Linked DNA regions of Mus musculus: region 1 is linked to region 2. The links are chromatin contacts, found by POLR2A ChIA-PET in ENCODE. All regions are on one chromosome and are shown on one strand. Each heading gives the region's core, a stretch centred on a gene start or an enhancer-like site at or near the end of the contact. The rest is flanking DNA. Distances are from core to core; before and after follow the strand shown. Region 1 holds the start of Manf (mesencephalic astrocyte-derived neurotrophic factor). Region 2 holds the start of Parp3 (poly (ADP-ribose) polymerase family, member 3).

What was found. ChIA-PET counts read pairs that join two places held with the same protein, here RNA polymerase II (POLR2A).
Region 1: POLR2A ChIA-PET joins it to region 2 with 10 read pairs in Patski. The contact joins the promoter of Manf here to the promoter of Parp3 in region 2. POLR2A ChIA-PET finds 5 or more read pairs at or near these places in 2 of 5 experiments (Patski and embryonic stem cell).

Annotation. Positions count from the first base shown.
Region 1 is chr9:106,890,275-106,894,022 of GRCm38, forward strand. Manf (mesencephalic astrocyte-derived neurotrophic factor) reads right to left here and starts at 1,664. Exons shown (of 4, transcript NM_029103.4): 1 at 1,540-1,664; 2 at 797-924; 3 at 1-28. The coding sequence starts at 1,624. Dock3 (dedicator of cyto-kinesis 3) reads right to left here. Exons shown (of 53, transcript NM_153413.2): 53 at 2,551-3,748.
Region 2 is chr9:106,475,682-106,479,444 of GRCm38, forward strand. It overlaps Parp3 (poly (ADP-ribose) polymerase family, member 3), which reads right to left and starts at 1,268. Exons shown (of 11, transcript NM_145619.3): 1 at 812-1,268; 2 at 118-301. The coding sequence starts at 294. It overlaps Rrp9 (RRP9, small subunit (SSU) processome component, homolog (yeast)), which reads left to right and starts at 1,628. Exons shown (of 15, transcript NM_145620.4): 1 at 1,628-1,753; 2 at 1,990-2,072. The coding sequence starts at 1,667.

The sequences.
Region 1 (3,748 bases), core at 414-2,913, 410 kb after region 2:
CATCATCTGTGGCTCCAATGTAGTAGCACTGCAGCAAAAACCAAAACAAAACAAAATGAAAGCCTTGAAAAAAATCTGCATGCATGAGAGCATGTGTCAGAGGCCAGAAGGCATCAGGTTCCCTGGAGCTGCAGTGCAGGGTGCTGTGGATGCTGGAATTGAACTCAGGTCCTCCACAAGAGCAGCACACATTCATAACCAACTCTCCAGTTCCAGACAACTGTTAGGTCACCTTGAAAACCTCTCTTTGCCAAGGCTTCGGTTTGTTAGTCTGCCCAGATCTAGCTGTCCCAGGCCCGAGGCACTTGATATATGCTCAGCTGCAGAGTTAGAGTTCCGATGAGAGACTACCATGGAAATTAAAGCTACAAGAGGCTGATGCTCCGCCAGGGTCCTTGACCTTGACTTGGCCCTGGCCATCTCGGGGCACCTAGCCAACTACTTCTGGTTCCAATCACACCAAATTCATTCTGGTCTTTGGGCACTCCCATTGCCTGAGTTGTGCTCACTCCACCTCACTGACTCCCTGTCCTCAGAGGTAGATACCCACTACTTTCTCTCTCAGCTCCCACCCACCAACTCTCCTAGCTTATTTCCTTCATGGCATCTGGCATCACTGCCTTGCAGTTGCCTGTCATTTTCTCTCCTGGTCTTACCAATATTCAGCTTATAGCAATGTTTAATAAATAGAGGATAAAAACACTTAAACCTCACATTAGTATATATACAAGTCCCATCACAAAGTGGACAGTGCCCAAGAGCCAGGGACAGGCTGGGTGGGTCACCAGCTACTTACCAACCGATTCTCTTTGCCTCTTGCTTCACGGCAAAACTTTATAAGTTCTTCTTCAATAGTGGCTGGTGAAAATGTGACATCTCTGTCTTTGAGGTCCTGGTAAAATCGTCCCAGATAAGAAATACAAACTGGAAAAGAGGGAGGAGATGGTAAGTAATTATTAGTCTCCATTTCCCCTGGAAAAAACTCTGTCAGCAGTTTTGCTAGAAGGGATTAATTTTTTTTTTTAACTCGGGTACTCAGAAGTGCACAGAGCCCTTAGGTTGCTGGGGTCCTTGTACCCAGTTGCATGCTGGGAATGAACATTACCCAAGTGACCCACACACAACCCTCTCTGCTCTTTTCAAGTTTAAGTCTAGAGTGGACACGTGTCCTTGAGGGAACTCATTGTGACCTCATAAGGGACAGATTGAAGGCTGAAGCAAATGATCAAAATGCTCCTCATTCCAAATACATCGAACCCCCAAGTGCAGCTTAGTAACCCCGAGACGGTTGCGGCCCACAGGATGCCTTCCTGTAATCGCTAAAGTGATGGGAAGACAAAAACTCCCGGGATGTGGGCTTCCGGCCAAGTTATTAACGCTACTGAACCGACGCGTTCCCTTAAATGGGTCAACGTCTCTAGGCCCGGGAAATAAGTGAGGCCCTTTCTCCAGCGGAGCCCCGGGACGGGCCGTCGCTCCCACCCTTTCGCTTTCCTTGGGTTTAGCGCCGCCAGGCCGCCCCCATCCGGTCCCCCGCACCTTCACAGTCTCCTGGCCGCAGCGCCCGGCTGTCAGGCAGCACGCTCAGGGCCAGCGCTACCGCCAGCCCGCGCGTAGCCCACATCCTCCTCAGCCGTCTCCACCACCGCCGCCGCCGCGCGAATGAACCGCACCCGGCGCGGTGTTCCGCCTAGTGGGCTGGAACAGAAACCTGAGCTTCCCATTGGTGTGCGATCCCCGCGCCCACCCATATGCTGCATCCTCATTGGTCCACGTGCCCAGGAGCCCAGACCGGCGGCTCCACGCTACCCTCCCTCATTGGCTGCTGCTGTCTGGGACCTAGACAGTTGTCGGTTGCTGATTGAGCCTGGGCGGTCCATAGGGGTGCGGAGGGAAGGTGCACGGGTCGCCATGTTGGGTTAGGGCAGCTGCTTTGGCTGCTTACCCGGAACCCTCTCAATCTATTGACTCGACCCGAATGCCGAGTCTTGGTTCCACACCCACTCCTCCCGACGCCCGGACTCGTAGAGCAGCATTTCTGGCGCCACCCTATAGCCAGTAGGATGGGCGGCGGGAGCATGGATCAGAAGCGGTTCCTTGTTTTGAACTACCACGTGGATTGCCGAGCCAATCAAGGGGAACGTCCACTTTGATTCGCCGGCTTGCTCAGACCCCGCTTTAACCTGGGTCAGACGGCAGAACCTCTTAAACGAAAGGTCTCGGCCTGCCTAGTCGTTTCCCGTCCTGGGCCTCTGAGGACCTCGCGGCAAGGCTGCGAGCAGAGGCGTTGGTCTACCTTCCAAATGGAGGCCATGGGATCTTGGGAGGTTTTGTTCTCCACTCTTGGAGACACGAGGATGGGAACTGGAGACATTACCGCCTGGACTGCCCTAATGCTAAGTGCAAGGGCTTTGGCCACTCGCCCTGGAAGGCGGAATATGGAGAGCGGCCGACTAAGTGCAGAAAAGTATCTGGAGCTAAAAGGGCTTGGAGCCCGGCGACAAGGGTTTGAGAGGGGCACTTATGCTCCCATTCAGTGAAATCAGTGGATCAATATCAGGTATTCATCTTTAATTCACATCACAGCAGTCAAGGGATGGAGGTGGGGGAGTCAGTTGCCAGATATTTACATCTAAAAGTCACATTTTTTGTTGGATTTATAACATGCTACCACAATATATACAGTAAAATGCCTCTTGGGACACTGGCACAAATTTTTTTCTTTAACTTTTCTGGTACAGGTAAGATAATTTTAAGTCAGTTTTTCTTTAGACATGAATACACAAAAGAAATGGTTAGAAGTTTTCTTGTTTTAAATAAGCACAGAATGCCAGAGGTTAAAAACACATTTATAGGGCTTATTACCAATTAGACATACTCTATACATTTTTTTGCTCAAATTCCTGTACAAATACACAGCATTCAAATAGGTATTTACAAATACGCTTTAAACAATGAAAATCAGTATTTCACAATCTTTTCAAAGGATTCTGATCTCTGACCTCCCATTTCCCTCACACTGGCTGGTTTTTCAATAAAAAGTATTCAGAATAGGTCCATTTCATCCAGTTGGGGAAAATGGAGAGAAGTAACACAAATATATTTCACTTTGCATAAAGCAAGGTCAAGGAACTTAACCCTACATTCCCCTCCCTACCTCCTGTGCCATCAAGTGGAGAAAGGAGATGTCTGCATGTGATGACTGGCTGCCTCCGTGGACTGAGGTTCAGACGTGCCTGGAAACAAACCTAAAGCTGCCCTACCTAAGAATCACATCCCAAGCTAGACTTGACCCTCATACCTGTGAACCCAGACGGTCCAGAAACAAGCTTACCAGTGAGTCTGGGCTCAGGAACAGGTGTGTGTGCCCTTGGTGCTGGGGCTATTGGATTGGCCTACCTACATCCTCAACAGTCTCCACTCTGCCTGAATGATCCTGAGGGTATCAGAAAGCCCTACACTGTTGGTACCTGGGCCCCAACATACTGTGAACGGAAATGGGCCTTCTTTCTTTTCCTATAGGTTATTTGCTGACAGTTCTATTAAACTTGTTTCTAAGAGAAAAACACTGTGACCATGGGTTTTTCTGTTTGGAAAGAATTGTGGAGAAGGGATAAGCAGCTGGGGCCAGAACTTGGCCATAGCAGGCCAGAAGGCCAACTAGTTAAGGGAACAGGGGAGCAACATACCTGCTCATCAAGGAGAAGGCAGTTTTATGGCCATCACTGATGGGAATGTAAGCAAATAA
Region 2 (3,763 bases), core at 18-2,517:
CCAGGACAGCCAGGGCCATACAGAGAAACCCTGTCTTGAAAAACAACAACACAACAAAACAAGCAAACAAAAACAAACAAACAAAAAGGCTGCGGTCTGAACATGGCTTCAGCTCACCTGTATCCCGGGGTTCCGGCTGAATGGACATGAGGGGTCCACACGGATGACCCGATTATCAGCAGGTGCTGCTCTGAGAGCCTCGGCAGTGGACCGGAAGCTGTCCTCCTCCTCTGTCCCTTGTCGCCGCTTCTTGGAGCCCTCAGTCTGCACAGAGGCCTTTCGTTTTGGAGCCATGGTTCTCCTGGGGCAAGAGGTAGGGAGCGTTCAGATTTGCCCTTTAGGAGGCTGGCCTCCTACTCCTTGGTTTACATATCCCCATCTCCAAACCTGCACTTTGTACCTCAGAGATGCAGAAGCTTAGAGCCCGTCAGTTCTGCCCACCCTGGAGTTAGGAAGCAGTTGGCTCGAGGTGTTCCCCGAGGCAGCAGAAAAAGTGAAAGCCGGCTCACCCCACCCACGCTGGGGCCCTTCCCCTTCTAGAACATTTCCTCCTCCTGTCAGTCATCTGGCTAGGTTGCTGGGCTGAATCATCTGAGCTACAGGGGAAGGACCCTATAAGTTGCCCTTCTGCAGCTGGATCTACCTCTCTAGAGCTTAGGACCAAGTGGTGTAGCCTTTTGCTAACAGTCCTGAGTTCTGGGGTGCCAGCCAAAGTTTCAGGCTTTCAAGTGCCAGAGAGAGCAAGAGCCACTTTAACCTCACCCTTCCCTGCCCTGCAGAGGACTCTAGGGCAGGGCCAAAGGACACTCACCCAAATGAAACAGGACCCTGGAAGAGGTGGCTGTTATCCAGCCCGGTATCAGGAATGCTGAATGTGCCTCCTAAGAAACAAGTTCCAAGTCTGGGATCCCATCTAGCGACCCTTCGTGAGCCTTCAGCTAGTTTTTGGTAGGGATTTCCCAGCAATCACGTGAGGAGGGGAAAGAGCTTGGGGGTGGTGTAGAATTCCAGCTTTTGGCCGCTAGTGGGGTGAGTCAGAGGCTGGGTAGGCTGAGGTTGGTGGCCAGTCCCAGAGATGAAATGACAGTAATGTAGACGTATCCAAAGCCGCTCGGACTGACTGGCCCCTCATGCAGCTTTGACTAGGCACATACAGCATATATCCATTATTTGCCCGGTGATTTTGGCTCTGGGTTCGGATGCTGTCTCCTCTCCAGAGCTGCCTGAATTCCATTCCTTAAGTTTTAGAGTCTGGTTGTATTAGCTTCAATCGCTGTTCCAGCGGAAAAATCACAGAACCCCGCACCTCTGGCTCCACCTTGTGGCCATAAGACGCAAGCACCGCATGCCCTCCTGGCCCCACCCCTCCCTGCTAGTCAGGCGTTAGCAGAGCGCAAGCGCCACAGGCCCAGGCCGGAAATCGCAAGAGAGACTTGCTTCCTACTCCAGGCTGGCGCCGGAGCCTATAGGAGCTCTTGAAGGCGTGTCCAGCTGCGTCGGTCCAATAGACGTTTGGGGGCGTGGCAGGATCTTCTCAAGGGCCCAATGGAGCTGCGGAAGGTGGGGCCCGCTGCGCCGTGGGAACCTATCAGGGCTCCGGGTCTTGCCATGCGGCTGGGGTTTAGCAGCCATGTGAGTTCTTCGGGGTAGCGGCACCTTGAACAGTATGTCGACCGCCGTGGCAACTCGTAAGCGGGCAAAGCCAGCTCCCGGGCCCGGGGCGGCTCCGGTGGCCGGCAAGCGGCGGCGAAAGGTGAGCATGGTGTACTCTTGGGCGCGACCGATCTAGCTCCTGGGAGAGCCATCGTTCCATCCCAGGGCCCCCATCGGGGCAAGTATCTTTGCCAAGGGCTCCGTCAGAAGGAAGCCTACATCTCTTTTCTTCTATCCACCAAATCCTGGGAAACCTTCTACTTGGCCAGGGCCAGGTGCTACTTGCCTCTCTCAGTCCTGGGCCTCGTGACCAAGAGAGGATCGTTTGATTTCCAGGTAGACTCTGCTGCGGACAGGGGCAAGTCCAAGGGTGGCGGCAAAATGAATGAAGAGATTTCCAGCGATTCTGAGAGCGAGAGGTGAGTTTTTACCGGGAGGAAGGATAAACGGAGGCTCGTGGTGACTAGAAGACTCAGTGCGACTGGCAACAGAGCTGGGTGTTTGGCTCGAGATCCTGGGTCTACCCTCCAGTTTCCGGCAGTGAGATATCGTCGTTTATCTCTGATGTGTCTATGGGGAAGACGCTGGGCTCCTGTGGGAGGGAGAGCTTGGGACCTTTTTTCGCTTTATGACATGGAGGCAGGCACAGGTCTGGATTGATTGAGAGGCAAGGAGAGAACGGTACAGAACACATCCTCCTGTTCTTAATTCCATCTTCACACAGTACCACAACGACTGGTGTCCTTGGGCACCTTTTTGAGATGAGGTCTCTGTTGTTTTGCCCAAGGTGGCCTTGATCTCCTGGGTTCGAATGATCCTAGGCTTCAGCTTTGTACTGTCACATATGTAGCCTTCCTAACATTAGGGTCTTGTTTCACTGTTGCGAACACGGGTGAGCAGGCAAGTGGAGAGAGGCCGTGTCAGTGTCTGCAGGTGTGTATCTTGGAGACATGTGTTGTGAGAACAGAAGAAGCCTTTTAAAAAGTTGAGCCTGGAGAGACGAGGAGTGTCCTGGAGCGGTAGGGAAGAGGTTCAGGGACCAGAGACAAATCTGGGGTATTAGTGTGCCAGGGTGGAAGGAAGAAAGGATAAACCGGCAGGTGATAGGTACAGGCCAGGGTAGCCGTGAACTTAAGAGATCTGCCTGCTTCTGCCTCCCGAGTGCCAGGATTACAGACCTGGCTATCAGTTCTGCTTCTAAAAGTGAATATGTGGTGCCTTAATTTGCTCAGCTTTTTTTTTTTTTTTTTGGCAAGGTTTTTCCACGTAGCCATGGCTGTCCTGGAACAACCTGTATAGATCAGGCTGGCCTTAACCTCAAAGACATTGCCTGCTTCTGCCTCCAGGACCTGTGCTAAACACTTTGGGTATTTATTTATTTATTTATTTATTTATTTATGTGTGTGTGTGTACATGCTGATGCCCATGGGAGACCGAGGACATTGGAGCCCCTGGAACTGTCACATCAGGGGGTTGCGAGCGAGCCACCTGAGGGGTGCTGGGACTGAACCCAGGGTCGCTGTAAGAACAGCAGGAGTTCTTAGCCGATGAGCCATTTTTTTCCAGCCCATTCTTTACCACCTCTTAAGTCTTTTAACTTGTGTCACGAAATAAATGTGATAACTACAGAAGCACCACTCAGTTTTCTTCTGCTGATCTAACTTGGGTGAAAGTAAAAATAAATGCGTACACACCTTAAATTCAGGGTTGAAACAGCTTTTCTTTCAAAAGGGATTTTTTTTTTAAACAAAAAGTGGTGCTGGGCGTGGTGGCGCACACCTTTAATTCCTCAGTACCTAGGAGGCAGAGGCAGACAGATCTGTGAGTTTGAGGCCAGCCTGGGCTACGTGGCGAAAATATGTCTTGGGAAACAAAACAAAACAAAACAAAAAAGCAGAATTGCTAAATGCCGTTTATAAGGTCTCAGCATCAAGTGTCTTTACCTGCTGAGCCGCCACACCTCTAACTCTAGTCTGCTTTTCTGTGTGTGGGCCCTGAAGTAAGAGACTGATTGGTTTGGATGCACTCAGAAAGGACATAACTCTGGGCCAAGGTCTGGCCTTGACTTTCCTGAGACATGGTTTTTTGTTCTGTTCTTTTAGGCAGGGAC